Regions from separate parts of the Homo sapiens genome. Here region 2 is linked to region 1. A link is an interaction called in ENCODE POLR2A ChIA-PET data of the cell type or tissue named here. Cell type or tissue: OCI-LY7. All regions are shown on one strand.

Evidence for each region. ChIA-PET counts read pairs that join two places held together with the same protein. Peaks named below come from ENCODE experiments on the same cell type or tissue, not always from the same donor. Only the 100,000 strongest peaks of a DNase experiment are listed, where the experiment ranks them.
Region 2: POLR2A ChIA-PET joins it to region 1 with 20 read pairs; 2 of 35 experiments call an interaction of 5 or more read pairs at or near these places.

What each region holds. Positions count from the first base shown.
Region 1 is chr21:42,456,715-42,464,714 of GRCh38, forward strand. No RefSeq gene overlaps it. Among named protein-coding and RNA genes, the nearest start is that of RSPH1, 36 kb to the right of the region's middle. RefSeq lists an enhancer at 7,163-7,674. In OCI-LY7, no CTCF peak of the experiment used is centred here; DNase peaks (open chromatin) are centred at 3,847, 4,297, 6,037, 7,347 and 1 weaker place; H3K4me3 peaks cover 4,324 bases; H3K27ac peaks cover 4,895 bases.
Region 2 is chr21:41,912,378-41,920,377 of GRCh38, forward strand. C2CD2 (C2 calcium dependent domain containing 2) reads right to left here. Exons shown (of 14, transcript NM_015500.2): 4 at 6,479-6,583; 5 at 5,728-5,850; 6 at 2,221-2,344; 7 at 1-63. Among named protein-coding and RNA genes, the nearest start is that of SNORA91, 32 kb to the right of the region's middle. In OCI-LY7, CTCF peaks have their summits at 4,884 (motif pointing left) and 5,085; a DNase peak (open chromatin) is centred at 4,854.

The DNA of each region.
Region 1 (8,000 bases):
TGAGACCCATGAGCTCACCGTCTTGTCTGCCCTTCCACAGCCCACGCTCCCTCCTCAGCCCACGCCCCCTCCTCAGCCCACACTCCCTCCTCAGGCTCAGCACTGGGAAGAGTTCGTCCTTCCTCACCTCAGCCCTCAAGTGTGGAGTCCGGCGCCTCAGTCATCCACTCAACAGACATTTATGAGGGAATGTTTGGGTGCCATTAACACTGCTGGGAAAGCAGCAGTGGATCAGATACAAGCTCACTCTCAAAGAGCTTATATTTCAGTGGAAGGTGGTGAGCAATGGACTAATAAGCCAGTGAACACGTAACACCTCCTCTGCCAATACGTGAGGTGAAGAGAAGACAGCAGAGAGGGGGACAGAGGCGGAATACAAATGTTATGTTAGCAGTGAACAATCAGTAAGTAAAATAAAAACATCACTTATAGTAGCATAAAGAAACCAGAAGCAAAAGAGGATGTACTGCATGATTCAATTTATATACAACTATTTAGAGACAAATCCAATCTGTGGTGACAGAAAGCAGCACATCAGACGCTTAATGCTGGGAGTAGGGGAATGGATTGCAAATGGGCACGAAGATATTTTCAGGCTGACGGGAATCTGTGTGCTGATTGTAGGGTGGTATATTAGTCTGTTCTCACGCTGCTAATAAAGACATACCTGAGACTGGACAATTTATAAAGGAAAGAGGTTTAATGGACTCACAGTTCCACATGGCTGGGGAGGCCTTATAATTATGGCAGAAGACGAAAGGCACATCATACATGGCAGCAGGCAAGACAGAGAATGAGAGCCAAGCGAAAGCAGAAGCCCCTTATAAAAATCATCAGATCTTGCAAGCCTCATTCACTACCACGAGAACAGTATGGGGAAAACTGCCCCCACAATTCACTTATCTCCCACCAGGTCCCTCCCCAACATGTGGGAATTATGGGAGCTACAATTCAAGATGAGATTTGGGTGGGGACACAGCCAAACCATATTAGGTGGTCACATGGTTGCCTACATTTGTCCAAACTCATTGAACTGTTCACTTAAAATGGATGTTTTACTGTCTACAAAATATACTTCAAGAAAGCTGATATAACATGTTTTTAATTTTTTAATTAGATTGGGATATTAGGCTACTGGTACCAATGCCCAAGGGCTTCCCGTGGGCCCCACGGAGGGCCAGCTCTTGTCACACCCACCGGGTGAGGCACAGAGAGGCCAGTGTTCCCTGAACCCATAGCCAATGGCAACTGATAGAGCACTTTACATATATCTTTATGATGGTTAGGGTATTTGGATGATTCTGTTAATTTCTGAGTTGTCTACATTTTGGGGCGTTGGTTGAAAGCGACACTCTTACCATGTTCGCACAACACAGGAGCCAGATTTCGAAGTGGCACAGGCAGTCTAGGGTTGTAATTACATGAGCTCAGGTTGGTTCCTCCGTCCCTTAGCCACCAACCCCCTTCCAGTCCCTCTTCCACATACCTCTCTTCATTCTGCGCTGTATTATTATTATTATTATTATTATTATTATTATTAAAGATGGAGTCTCACTCTGTTGCCCAGGCTGGAGTGCAGTGGCATGATCTCCGCTTACTGCAAGCTCCGCCTCCCAGGTTCACACCATTCTCCTGCCTCAGCCTCCCGAGTAGCTGGGACTACAGGCACCCACCACCACACCCGGCTAATTTTTTGTATTTTTAGTAGAGACGGGGTTTCACCATGTTAGCCAGGATGGTCTCAATCTCCTGACCTCCTGATCCACCCAACTTGGCCTCCCAAAGTGCTGGGATTACAGGCATGAGCCACCACACCTGGCTGCTGTATTATTATTTACTCACATACATATCTTGCCATGACGTTGCAGGGATGCAACATGAGTTTACTACTCCATGCTCCTTCCACATAGCCACCCCCACTCCTGCCCAAGCCTGACTCCATACGCAGTGTTTGATCATAGTCCCCATTCCATAAACTGTGGTCATATTAAAAGTGAATAAAATAATCCCCAGAGTTTAGTTGTGTATCATTCTATTTCAATAGTTGTTTTTATTGTGGTGGTAAAACTAATATAACCTAGTTATAACACTCTTTATGATATTAATATAGCCTCTAATCTGTCAAAGTTTCTAATTTTGTGGGCACTCCTTTTTATTGTATTTGCAAAAAGCAGTAAAATCCGGGAATGCAGTGTACTCTTGTTCCCGGACCAGGCTGAGTGTCGGGCAGCTATTTCTTGTGGCCCAATAATGAGATGCAGATGAACTGGGGAGGAGGAGAGTTTTTATTTCTGAAACCAGTTACAGGGAGAAGGCCTGGAAATTATCACTAGACCAACTCAAAATTACAAAGTTTTCCAGAGCTTGTATACCTTCTAAGCTCTATGTCTACATGTAAGTGTGCATTCATCTGAAGACTTAAGTGATTAACTTATTTTAATCTGTAACTAATGTCTGAGTCCTGAAGACCTTCCTCTGCAGCCTCAGTAAATTTACTTATCTAAATGAGTCCAGGTGCTGGGGTGATTACCCTTATCTTGACTTCTGCTAAATCTTGGAGGTCTGGGGAGTTCCTTCAGACTTCCAATAAACTTGTTTGTGGAAGCCTGGGGAGTTTTTTAACCCCAGTAAAACTTGTTTAATCCTAAATGGGTCCTGTTAAGAATTCTTTCATTATTTTGTCATGCGTTAAGGCCCAGGAAAGGCCTGGGCAAAACCCTTGGTGGGCTTTTGTTACATTTCAGCCTTTGTATAGGGGCACTGGCTTTTCTTAGCTTTTAATATTTAACTTAACTACTCGGTCAGTACTGAAGCAGTTGTTATGGAGGCCTGCGTTAGTGAAACCTGGCCTTCCACACTCTGTTTTACATACTCTTACAAATCCAAGTTCTAGAAAATTGTTTTCAAATAAATTTATCTTACGCAGCAGCTGTGTTCTGGATTGCAAGTGGATAAAATGAAACTGAGTGGATTTAACCATGCAGCACCAATAACTACCAGGTAGGGGCTTCCCACGTGGAGGTGTCAAACGAAGTTCGTTCCCTGCACTCCCTCATGCAATCCTCAAGGCAACATGTGAGATTTGCAATGAAGAAATTATACAACACGCAGAGATCACAGAGCTAGCTAACTGTGACGCTGATGTAACCTGGAAGTTACCAGTCTTTGAACTGGACGACTGTTACACTGAGCCGTGAAAGCTGATGGTTCTCAAAATGTGGCCCCTGGACTAGCAGCACCTGTCCCCACTGGAAACTTGCTGCAAATGCACATGCTCAGGCGTGGATCCGAAATTTGGGATGGGGCCCAGCCATCTGTGATTGGACAGGTTCTCCAGGTGATTCTGATGCAGCTCAACCTGAGAATCATTTCTCTTGGGGAAGTGGCTTTGTGGAGGAATGCCACTACAGATCCAATACAAAGAATGGCCCTGGGAGGTTGGCAGTCAGGTGTTCAGGTCAGGTTTCCTCAAAGGCAAGACTCCTATATGACAGGAAGATGATCCTGCGACTTCATAACTACAGATGTGTGTGTGTATATGTATCTATGTGTGTGTGTCTATGCCATTTGTATACACGTGTTTTTTTTTTTTCTTCCTACAATGTGATGAAGAATCAAATTGCAGGCTCTTCATCCACAGAAATTCCCCCTTGTGATCTGAGGCTCTGCCGAGCAGTGGCCCCTCCCCAAAGCAGCCCCAGTTCTCCACTTCCCTCCTGGCCCCCACCCTTGATCATGGCTCCTGAGCATTTTGGGTTTTGTCCAGGGGCTCACTAAGAGCTCTGAGTAGGAAGTTCTCGCTACAAAGATTCAGCTGTGGGCGAAAACCGTATCATTTCCCCAGGTGACGTGGGGTGTGAGGGCAGGGCTGGAGTGCCCCGGGTTCACTGGGGAGCTGCAGAGACTATCACTTGCCTTCCAGGAACCCTTACCGTGTGCCAGCTTCCACAGGACTGTGGTGGAAATGTGGTCAAGGTCTTAGGAGCAGGCCACACAGGGATGGTTCATGCACTGAGGGAGGGGTGTGGAGCCTCTGATTCTGATGGGACTCCCAGGGGTGCTCACAATGGCAAATGGGCTGCTGTTACCTCCTAGCACTGGACTCTGGGTCACCCGCAAGTGTAGGTCACTTCCTTGCTGGTCAGTAATGGGGCACAAGTCACCACAGCAGGCGCCGCTCCTGAAACTCTCTTCAGGGATAGCACGGGCGGAAGTGCAGGCAGCAGGCAGAGCGTGGAGGTCCGTGTGGTGCTCAGTCACTATGGCAACTAGAGATCACAGAGCCACAGTCACCATCCCCCTAGGGCACCTGCCCAGGGAAAAGGAGAAATGTAAAACCACAAGCATACAATTAAGAACAGGTGCAGAGACCCAGCGGCTTCCAGGGCAGCTTTGAAGGGATCCCTCATCTCTCTGGTCCCAGGACATCTGTGCCAAGGGCCAAGCATGGGCCTGATTATAAGGAGCAGCACTGAGGTTCCGATTAAATGCTCAACCCTGCCTGATCTCTTACCAGGAAAGGGTGTGATATGTCCCCACCCAAATCTCATGTTCAATTGTAATCCCAAGTATTGGAGGTGGGGCCTGGTGGGAGGTGACTGGATCATGGGGGTGGATTTCCACCTTGCTCTTCTCGTGATAGAATTCTCACGAGATCTGGTTTCAAAGTGTGTGGCACCTCCTCCTTCTCTCTCTTCCTCCTGCCCTGATCTTGTAAGAGGTGCCTGCTTCCCTGTCGCCTTGCGCCATGATTGTAAGTTTCCTGAGGCCTTCCCAGCCATGCTTCCTATACAGCCTGCAGATCCCTGAGTCAATTAAACCTCTTTTCTTTATAAATTACCCAGTCTCAGGTAGTTCTTTACAGCAGTACAAGAACAGACTAATACAAGGTGTCCATGGGGAAAGACACATGGAGAGATTTGGGCAGAGAAGAAAGAGAGGCTGGAAATTTGGAGCTGCCAATTCCCCTGAACCCCTGTTGTCTACAGAGGCAGCTCCCCTTTGCTCTCCCTTCTCTTTCTCCCCTCCTCTCTCCTCCTTTCACCTCCCATCCCCCATGGAACCCAACACTCCTCTATTAAAAAGCCTTGCAATGACTGCACCTGGGGAAGTTGCCTCCTGAGCTGATGCCACTTCCCCAGGACCCACATCACACCTCTCATTGCCTCCAGTCCCAGAAAACAGTTGAGACCATCAGAGGCAGGGTGAGGAGGGCCCAAGACCCCCCTGGGAGGAGATTGCCTCAACATGGAGCTGCAGGTCCACTCTAGCAGGTAGCAGCTAGAGCCTGGGAGCAAGTGTGGGGTGGAGTCTGACAGTGCCTGCCCCACATGGAAGAGAGCGAGCCTGGATTAGGCTGGGTTTCAGGGTTTAATATGTTGGCTCAACCCCTGAGAAAGTGGTTAATAATCCTCCAGGTTGGCTAATTGGACAAAGTTAATGAGATTGAAAAGCTTGAAATCCTGGCACGCTCTAGAGAACAGAGCTCAAAGACTCAAGGAAATAGAAATGTAGAAAGGTGCCTACTATTTGCAACTGACTCAGACCTTCCCTAATATGCTTCTTCCCCAAGGGGCCCGGAGGAAGAGAGGAAATGCATTGGTGAGTCCTTCACCAGCTCTGTGGGCCGTCCTCTGTGGGCTGGAGGCAGCGCCACTCTAAGCACCAGAGTAGGGGCGGCTCTTAACCATCAGAGACAAGGCAGGTCTCAATGCCCCAAGGAGCGAGGGATCGCAGGTAACAGTATTTTGACCCATAATTGTCTATGGCAATGGGTCCTTGGTCACAGGCACCCCAGACATGAGACAGAGACCTACTAAGTGCTGCTTGACATATTTAGGTGGGGAAAGCCCAGGTCTGCTAGGAAGAATCCTGCCTCATGGCTAAATCCCAGGTACCAGACTTAAGGCGGTTTGCCACCTTTATCACAGGGTTCCAACATGAGGGCCCTTGAACTCTCCTATGGCGAGAGGCCATCTGTTTCCTGCTGGGATCCTGACTGAGAGGATGGTGCCTTCACAGACCTCACATTTCAGTGAGGGGGAGGGTCAGCACAAAGGTAATTATGCAAATTAACACAGCAGGAAGTTCTCCTTATCAGGAGATAAACAGTACAAAGTCATGCACAGCATATCCTGTTAAACCAAAATACAAAGTAAATAGTGAGAAGTAGGGTTTGATTTAGAGTCTATCTTGATCAATTAAAAATTATGAACATTGGTCCATTTTACCTTGTATTTTGAAAAGGTAAATTAGGCAAAATTGCAACTATGCCCAAATTCTTAAAATAATAGTAAGTCAACATTAATGGTGGCAGTAGAGTTCTTATACATTTTCTGACTATGTTTTATGATAGCAGAACGCAACATTTTTAACTTCATGTTTGACTTAATACATCATGTGTTCAGCAAAAGAGTCATTTTTACAAAAATATGTATGGCCTTTAATTTTCCCAAGAGCTCTTCATCATCCTTTGAATTAAATTATTTGTTTTGTCAGGGCTGGTTTGTTTCTGTTTGTTTGTTTTTTCTTTTATCCCCCTAAGTAAGGAAACAAAGGACTAGTTGTTGACAGTCTCATACCCTATTGTTACTTAGTCTCATTTTTCCAGAACCTCCTTTGTCAGTAGCTTTGTGTATAATTTGAGTAGTCCCCCACATAATGTTAATCAATTCCATGAAACCTTACAGCGTTTCCAAGATTGAAAATTTCCCTTTGCCATCCATTGGTGTTATATTTGTATTGTGTTGTGGAAAATTTGACAATCAGAAAAACTGATTGCCAAGGGCGTGGACACAATGGTTAGAGGCAGAGAGATGCTCAGGCTAAACAGGGCAGGTGTTCAGTGAGGGTGCAGCCTTTAAATGGTGCGTTTGTGGCAAATATTTTCAAGGCAGTCTGACCACTTTTGCTTCTCTACCAACTTTCTAATACGGGGTCCGAATAACGAATGCTTGGAGGGCATCCCTGGCCTACCCCAGCCCCAGGCACAGTGCCTGGCACACCCTTAGCTTTCCAGAAATAGTTATTGACTGGATGAATTGCTAATTATGGTAAATGGCATTGGTAAAAAAAAAAAAAAAAACTTCAGCCAAATTAAATTTAAAGGAGTTTAATTGAGCAATGAATGATTTGCGATGCGAATCAGGCAGCCTTCTGAGCCAGGGTAGGCTTAGAGACTCCAGCTACGTGATGGAAGCATATTTATGGACAGAAAAAGGAGAGTGAAGTACGGAAAACAGAAGTGAGGTAGGGATGCAGCTGCATTGTTTACAGCTCGGCATTTGCCTATTTGGATACAGTTCGAACAGTTGGCTGCATTTGATTGGCCAAAACTCAGTGATTGGCACAGGTGTAGGCCAATCTGCTTACACCTCCACTTGTTAGTGTTCACGACTTACAGAGAACCCTTTAGGCTGAACTTAAGTATGTACGGAGGCTAAACCTGGTTTAACAGCATAAAGAAAAACAAAAGAGCCAGGAAAGAGGACACCAGAGAGGCCTTAAAGAGTCTAGAGGCAGGGAAGGCCTCTGTGCGGGGTGAAGTGGGAGGAAGTGGCTGAGGAAAAGAGGAGCATGGGGCAGGAAGTACGGGTCAGGTCGGGCGAGGGTACCACGTGTGAGTGTGAGGCAGGAGCGCAGCAAGGTGGAGATGGGGAAGGCGCGATGACGTGGGCCCTGCAATGACGCTTGTCTCTGTAAACCACAGAGCAGCAGCGGTGGACAGGGACAGAGGCAGTAAACACAGGGCATGGTCCCCTCCCCACCCCAGGGCCAGCAGCCCTAAGGAAGAGTGACTTAGGAGAGTAGTGGCTGACCAGCTCCAGCAGGGCCTGGGGTCTGTAATCCTGCTTGAGGGCTTCCAGAATTCCAGTGCTGCATGCTACTTTAGGTTTAGAAATAAAAGTATTCAGCTGGGTTTGGTGGCTCATGGCTGTAATCCCAGCGCTTTGGGAGGCCAAGGCGGGAGGATCGCTTGAGCCCAGGAGTTTAAGACCACC
Region 2 (8,000 bases), 540 kb before region 1:
GGGTGCTGGAGAACCTCTGAACAGGATCGTTCAGCTGCACGACGCACACTGCATTAATGTGGCCTGTAATTAAATAGAAGGGCATCGTGTTGGCGTTTATTTTTATTATTTATTTATTTTTTTTTTTTTTTGAGACAGAGTCTCGCTCTGTCGCCCAGGCTGGAGTGCAGTGGCGCAATCTCGGCTCACTGCAACCTCCGCCTCCCAGGTTCAAGCGATTCTCCTGCCTCAGCTTCCCGAGTATCTGGGATTACAGGCGCACGCCTCCACGCTCAGCTAATTTTTGTATATTTAGTAGAGACGGGGTTTCACCATGTTGGCCAGGCTGGTCTCGAACTCCTGACCTCGTGATCCACCCGCCTCGGCCTCCCAAAGTGCTGGGATTACAGGCATGAGCTACCGCGCCCAGCATTATTTTTATTTTTTAAATTGCATGAAGACATTGTATGCATAGAAAAAAAAGGCTAAATTAAATGACTAAGGTCGAGGTTTACCCACTTCAGAGAGTGGGAATTCTTGCATCTGCCATTTTCAAATGCTCATAGCACCAGCCTTTATTGGAGTTAAGTAATTTTTTCCCACATTTGATATCAACAGCCAAGGGCTGTTGACCCCAAGTACCTCGCCCCCTCCGTCAGTGCTGGCCACAAGCGTGGGCTCCCAGGGGGACCCTCCCCGAGAGGCAGCACCATTATATACACAGGCATGGTCCCCACTTTTAGACAAGACTAACAGTTTGCCAAAGCCTAAACATCAGTTCGTGTTGACTCCTAAATTTGGAAATATACCTCACAGAGTTCCCATTTCCCGACTTACACCAGACAGGTGCTGTACCTGATACTAGCCAGGGTATTTGATCCAGGTAGTAGGACATGTCACTAGTGAACAGCTGTTTCTGCTTTGAGACAATGCTTCTCCCTGCAGCACAAAGTCCCCAATACACTGTGGAATCAGTAATTGCTGGAATGTGTGGACGCTGGACCACGCAGCAGCAGGGTGAAGCAGCCTCCACGCATTCGCTACTGAGCTTTCACAGTCACTCTTCAAGAGAAGACTCAGACCCAGACGTGGGGACATCCAGCAGAGGCAGGAACGGGGCCTGGCCTCAGGACAGGTACATGTGAGAGCTGGGACCCCAACCCTGACCGACCGAGTCCAGGGAGCTCACGTTTAGCCACTAAGCAGTACAGGCTGAAAGGGCAACATGTGGGCACTTTTACCAAAAAACATCCTCAACAGCTAGCTCTGCACAGTCTCAGTTGCTAGATGTGGCCCATTTGTGCTTTTGGAACTGGAGGAAGCCCCTTGCAAATAAAGATAAGTCACCTTTAACATACTCGGGCAATACAATTTGCTCCTGTTCTTGGCAAAATGGAGTCGCGCTGTAAAGAGGTGCCCTGTCCCGAGTGACTCTGTGTCTGGGGCCTCAACAGTGATTCAGAACCACCCAGAAGGGGTTATCCATTCTGTGTTGCTTGTCTTGGCTCCAACAGCAGCCATGGTCTCCCAGCATCGGAGTCCCGAGTGTGGCCGAAGCCATCTGATGCCCATCAACTCCCTACATCCCCCTTCACCCACTTTCTAAGAAAGCAGAATCTCCAGCACTTTGGGAGGCTGAGGCGGGCGGATCACCTGAGGTAGGGAGTTCAAGACCAGCCTGACCAACATGGAGAAACCCTGTCTGTACTAAAAATACAAAATAGCCAGGCGTGGTGGTGCACGCCTGTAATCCCAGCTACTAGGGAGGCTGAGGCAGGAGAATCGCTTGAACCCAGGAGGTGGAGGTTGTAGTGAGCCGAGATCGTGCCATTGCACTTCAGCCTGGGCAACAAGAGCGAAACTCCATCTCAAAAAAAAGAAAGCAGAAGCTGCACCTTGGTCAAGGATGCTTAACACATACATACAGGTTCAACAGTTAAAAAAAAAAAAAAAAAGGAAAGAAAAGATAAAAAAGGCAGGACAATTCCAGACAAATGAAAAAGGCCAAACCAATTATACTCCTTTCCCTCCTTGGCCTTCCCACGTGCAGAAACAGGATTGGATTTTTTACCATCTCTTGTTCCCGTTACATTTTCAGGTGCTTTCTGCAACCGTGGCAGGGCTCCCGCTGCACCCCCACGGGAGGATGCCACCAGAGAATCCAAGGCCCCCCGGAGCCCCCGACTCTGCTCAGGGGCTGGAAGAGCCCCTCCAGGCAGGCAGGCTCCCATCGTCACCCACCTGAGGCACCGGGCTCGCTGAGCAGCAAGACGTGGATGTTCCTCACCAGTAGCTTCAGCTCGTGAGCCCTTGGAGGTTTAGGAGGACAGGATTCCTGAGCAGTAGATGCAGCACACTGTAAGTTCTGAAAAAATAAAGAGCACTTTATTTTTGGTCTTCATGGGGAGATTGAGGGCCAAGGAAGTAGCCACTGGACTCCTGTTATGGGGGGTGGTGGCAGTGGGGTGTCTACAGGAAAACCTGCACAGGGAGCCCGAGCTCTGGGATCTGCTCTGAAACAATTTCCCTTCTCACATGAAGGGAGGGAGCCAATGAGCCATCGCCATCCTCCTGCCTGGGAGCATTTTCTACCCCAAATACAGCAAGTACAAGTAGCAGTGCATTCATCCACAGACAGGGTTCCCACAACTTACTTACCACGGGGGAAGATGGAGCTCACTTTGCCATGGGTCTAAACTATCTGACCCGGGCAGGTGCTTAAGAGCATGAGGACCTCTTCCGCTGGCTGCGGGCACTCATGGCCTGCTAGTACAGAGCAGGACACCAGACAGATGGGAACAGCCAGGGCTGTCAGCCCACACCCATTTCCCACCTCCACACAGAGTCCAACGTCCACATGAGGAAAGTCTATGCATACCCTAGCACTGCACAGGTGAGGGGACAGAGGCAGGGGCAGCTGGGACCAGCTTCTACCACATCACATCCTCCAATAGACACCACATCACATCCTCCAACAGACACCAGGGCGTTTCCAACAGAAAGCACCCCCAAATCTGGAAGAGCCCAGCTTCAAACCAGCATTTCCCAAACCGGGTTCCACCTGTCACTCACTGCCAAGAGTGTTCTTTTTTTTTTTTGAGACAGAGTCTCGCTCTGTTGTCCGGGCTAGAGTGCAGTGGTGCGATCTCAGTTCACTGCAACCTCTGCCTCCTGGGTGCAAGCGATTCTCCTGCCTGAGCCTCCTGAGTAGCTGGGATTACAGGTGCCCGCCACCACACCCGGCTAATTCTTTTTGTATTTTTAGTAGAGACAGGGTTTCACCATGTTGGCCAGGCTGGTCTCGAAATCTCCACTTCAGGTGATCCGCACGCCTCAGCCTCCCAAAGTGCTGGGATTACAGGCATGAGCCACCACGCCTGGCCAAGAGTGTTCTTTTATTTTATTTATTTTGTTCGTTTGTTTGTTTTAAGTTCTTTTTCTTTCCTTTTCTAATTATACTTTAAGTTTTAGGGTACATGTGCACAACGTGCGGGTTAAAGAGGCTCTGTTCGTTGCAAGCATTCAGGGACCCAGACGGGCTTCTCGGAGGTGGCGCCAGCCCCCATGCTGTGAGAAGTTTTCAGGCAGAGCTGAAAACTGGGTGCTGATTTGACTGAGCACTGATTTGACTGAGCACTTCTTCGGGGGAATGCTCACTAATGTCTCAAGAGACACAGGTGTTCTTTCCCACCTAGAAAACACTGTTCTGAGCCAGGCACTTCCCAAACGTGAGCTGAGGGTGCTGGAGCCCAAGAAGGAATTGCCGAAATCCCTGAAATCCAAGGACATGAGCACTGGGGACAGAGCAATCTACTTGTCTGGGACAGAGATGAAATCTTTTTTTTCAATTGCTGAGGGTGATGGTTAACTGTATGTGTCGACTTGACTGGGCCATGGGGTGCCCAGATATCTGGTCCAACATGATTCTGGGTGTGACTGACTGTGTTTCTGGATGAGATTAACATTGAACTTGGCACACCCAATGATGCAGATTTTCCTCCCTCTCGTGGGTGGGCCTCATCCAGTCCGTTGGAGGCGCAATGGAACAGAAAGGCTGAGTAAAAGGAAACTCCTTCACTGCTTGAGCCGGGAAAGGGGCCTTTTCCTGCCTTCAGACTTGGACTGAAACAGTGACTCTTCATGGGTCTTGAGCCCAGTGGCCTTTGGACTGGAATGTACGTCACGGGCTCTTTTAGGTCTCAGGGCTTCAGACTCGAACTAGAATTACCCCACAGACTCTCCCGGGGCTGCAGCTTACCAAATGCAGATCTCAGGACGTACCAGCCTTCATAACTGTGTGAGCTGATTACACACACACACACACACACACACACACACACACACACACACTCCCATTGGTTCTGTTTCTCTGGAAAATCCTGACCAATATAATATACATATATGCTATTTTGATTAAATAAACTGTACAAATTTATGGAAAAGCATGATTGAAGTTATGATCGTCTGGGTCCTATTAAATTCATGGATTCCAAAAATATACGACTGTTTTATGAAGCCGCATACATTTTGACATTAAAAGTTGATTGTCACATTCAGAACAGTCACCTCTGATGTGAAATAAGCTACTGTGACAGAAATACTGAAAGGGACAGCGCTGGGACTCTCCTCTCACCTCCCAAGAGGCATGGCCTGGTCCCCTCCATTTGGAGAGGCTGAGTGCCCCCAGGCCTCAGGCCCCTGGGAAGCCCCCCAGACATCCACACCCCTCCTGCTCTGCTCTGCTGGCCCGGTGCCCCTTCTGCATACTGCAGGCTTCGGGAGGGTGATGGTGCTTCCTTATACTCTTGTGACCCCCATAGCCAGGGCTTAGCAGCAAACACTGCCATCAACTGATATCTGTCCAGTGAAACAAAGTCTTCAGACTCTACCTACTGACAGCTGGTGACATCTGCAGACCAAGGACAGACATCACACAGGAATTTGTATTTTCAAACTGACTTCACCAAGAGCTAGATAATAAAGATGGACATTATAATAAAGATGTATTTTATCATGCTACATAAAACCACTGCCAAAAAAATATATTTTTTAAACTTCAGGGACTATAAGTGCCTGTTGTACGTAATCATGATAAAAAGATCAGCGTATGACTGAGAGAACTCACCTTAAACAAAGGATTACTGATGTGTTATTTAGGCCCATGAGGTTGACCAGGGCAAATGCTCTGGTTAAGAATTTAACCAGAAAAGTGAGTAGCGCCCTAATCAGATGGAATAGGGGGGCTCCAGCATGAGGAGGGAGGCAGGTGATATGGAAAAGGGGGTCGCACAGATGAGACTAGCCTCCTTTATCGTGTGCCTCCAAAGGACACAGACCTCCAAGAGGCAGGAGCTGTTGCAGGCAGGACCAGGGCAGCAGGCCGGCCCTAGCCCAGGCTAAACCATCTCTGTCTATCCCACCCACCTGGCTCTGCTTGCTTCTGGGGCAATGTTCTCAACACTGGCTGCTTTCCCAGGTACCTTGGTCCTGGAAAGATGAGGTCTAGGGCTCTGAATGGACAGGGAAATGTCAGGTTTTCCTTCCACTTCATGAAGCTTTGCAGCCCCATGCTCCAAACCCAAGGCTTTATCCCACATCCACCATCATGATCTCCAGCAAGCACCCGAGCCATCTTGGCTCTACCATGGGAGGTGGAGGAACGCTGGAACGCACACAGATTCTCCAAGAGAGGTGGGCCATGGTGCCTAACGGGGTTCAGATGCACCCACAGCACCCAGATGAGTTTACCTGAGCTTCCTTTACAGTCGTGGGCTTGGTAATCAGAACCACTGATGGAGAGGCAGAACCAGCCAAATGCTTCAAGATGTCCTTGAGAACGTCAGACATCGCACTTGTCTCAGCCACCTGGTCCTGGTGAAAGAGGAGAAAGTTGACAAATCGCCTTTGCAAGCCCACTCCCTGCTCCCAATCTCACGTCTTCAGGTGACTAAAACCATGCAAAGTAGGAAGGAAGGAAATTACCTTCAGATTTTAGCTCTGTCTTTGCAAAAACTGTGGAAAGAAAGGACGCCCTGCCCTTGGAAGCAGCCTTCGGACTCAGCCCAAGTTACGAGTGCAGCACCCTCACCGTGGGAGAGAGGGCCTGATCGTCAGACATGGTGGAGCGTCAAGCAGGTACCTACGGTGTCATTAGCCTTGGCTGCATATGAGTGCTAAAATCATCCCCAGCCAATTAAACCTGCATCTTGGGTGGGGCAGGGAAGGCTTCAGGGTTTTTTTTTTAAATGGCCAGGTGACTGCAGGTGCAGCTCAGGTGGGAGCCCTGCATCCAATCCATCAAAGCCATCCCCCAGCAGGCCCTGCCAAGCCAAAGGGCCCATCCACATCCTGAGAGGCCCAAGCCAGCCCCAGGAGGAGTGGCTGGGACAGGGAAGGAGGCCAGCAACACCAGCCATGCACTCAGTTCCCCACCGCAGACTGTCCTAACACACGTGCGTTCTCACGCCAATGGAAGAATCATAAAAACTTACGGACTGACCTCCCCCAGTGCTTTGGGCTGGATATTAACGGCCATTTCCGGCACACTGATGAAAGACCAGCTAATCTGGAGGTCCTCTCTCTTCTCCTTCATGTGGAACTCCAGCTATTAAAAAACAAGTTATTAGAGGGCCACTCTTTCCACCAAAGCCTTAATGTGCACGTGCGTGTGCATGTGACTGTGTGAGCATGTGTGTGTGCATATATGCATGTGAGCATGTGTCTATGTGAGCATATATGAGTGCATGTGAGTGTGCGTGTATGCGCATGTGTGCATATGAGCATGTGTGCTCATGTGTGCATGTATGAGCATGTGTGTGCATGTGAGTGTGAATGTGTGCATGTGCATGTGTATTTGAGCGTGTGCGGAAGTGTGCATGTGAGCACGTGTGCCTGTGTGTATGTGTGCGCATGTCTGCATCAGTGTGCATGTGTGTATGTATGTGTGTACCTGCTCATTTATTCACATATTTTCACAGAAAACTGCTTAGCTTTCCACTTGGCATACAATGTGCTTTCAAAATGGAGAGCAGGACCCCAAACTCTCTTTACCCCCTGCCCTTCCTGCCCCTTCTCTGGCCTCAACCTACCCCTCAAAGAGGAACCTCAGCATTGGTGGTCGACAACCAGATGCCATCAAACCTTGCAGTCTATTTAACATAAATAGTTTGCTGTGCTTTGCATTTCTCCTTCTGGGAGTATCCGCAAGGCATAAAGGAAAGAGGAGTGAGAGAAGGGCCCAGGGCGCCTCATTCTAATCCTGGGCGTGGGCTCCCCTGCCCCACACTCAAACAGCCCTGAAGATTGTGTGCAGCACAAAGCCATCTTTACTGTCTCTTGCTGGGGCCGCCACAGCAGCCTCTAACTGGACTCCATCTCTAAGGATGCCTCATCCCACCCTGTCCATTTGGGAGACAGAACAGCGGCCCCCAAAGATGTTCACCCCCTAATCCCTGGAACTTGTGACTGTGAGACCCTACAGGGCACAGGAGACTTGGCAGGTGCGACAGGGAGAGGACCTCAAGATGGGGAGATGACCCTGGGTCCTTCCGAAGAGCCCAGTGGAAACACCTGAGTCCTGAAGAGTGGGGGAGCACGGGAGAAGAGGGGCCAGGGCATGTGACGTGAGGACTGCAGGCATCCCTGCGGGTGTGGACGTGGAGGAAGGCACCCTGAGCCAAAAAATGGGGTGCCTCAAGGAGCCGGAAATGGCCCTCCACTGACAGCCACAAGAAAATGGAACTCAGTCCCGTAATCCCATGGAATGAAATTCTACCAACAACCCCAAAAGCAACGAACAGACTCCCCTGTGACTGCCGCTAAGGCAGGCAGCCCTGACAGCTCCTGGATTTGGGCCTGGCCGGACACCTGGCCTCCTTCACGATGGCATCACCAATCTGTGCTGTTTTAAACTGTTCAGGGTCATTTGTTTCCACAGCCATAGAAAGCTAATATTGCATCCTTTATTCTTCAGCTAGATGCTCCGTCCAAAGCAAAAATCTTAACTTTGCAGATCTCCATTC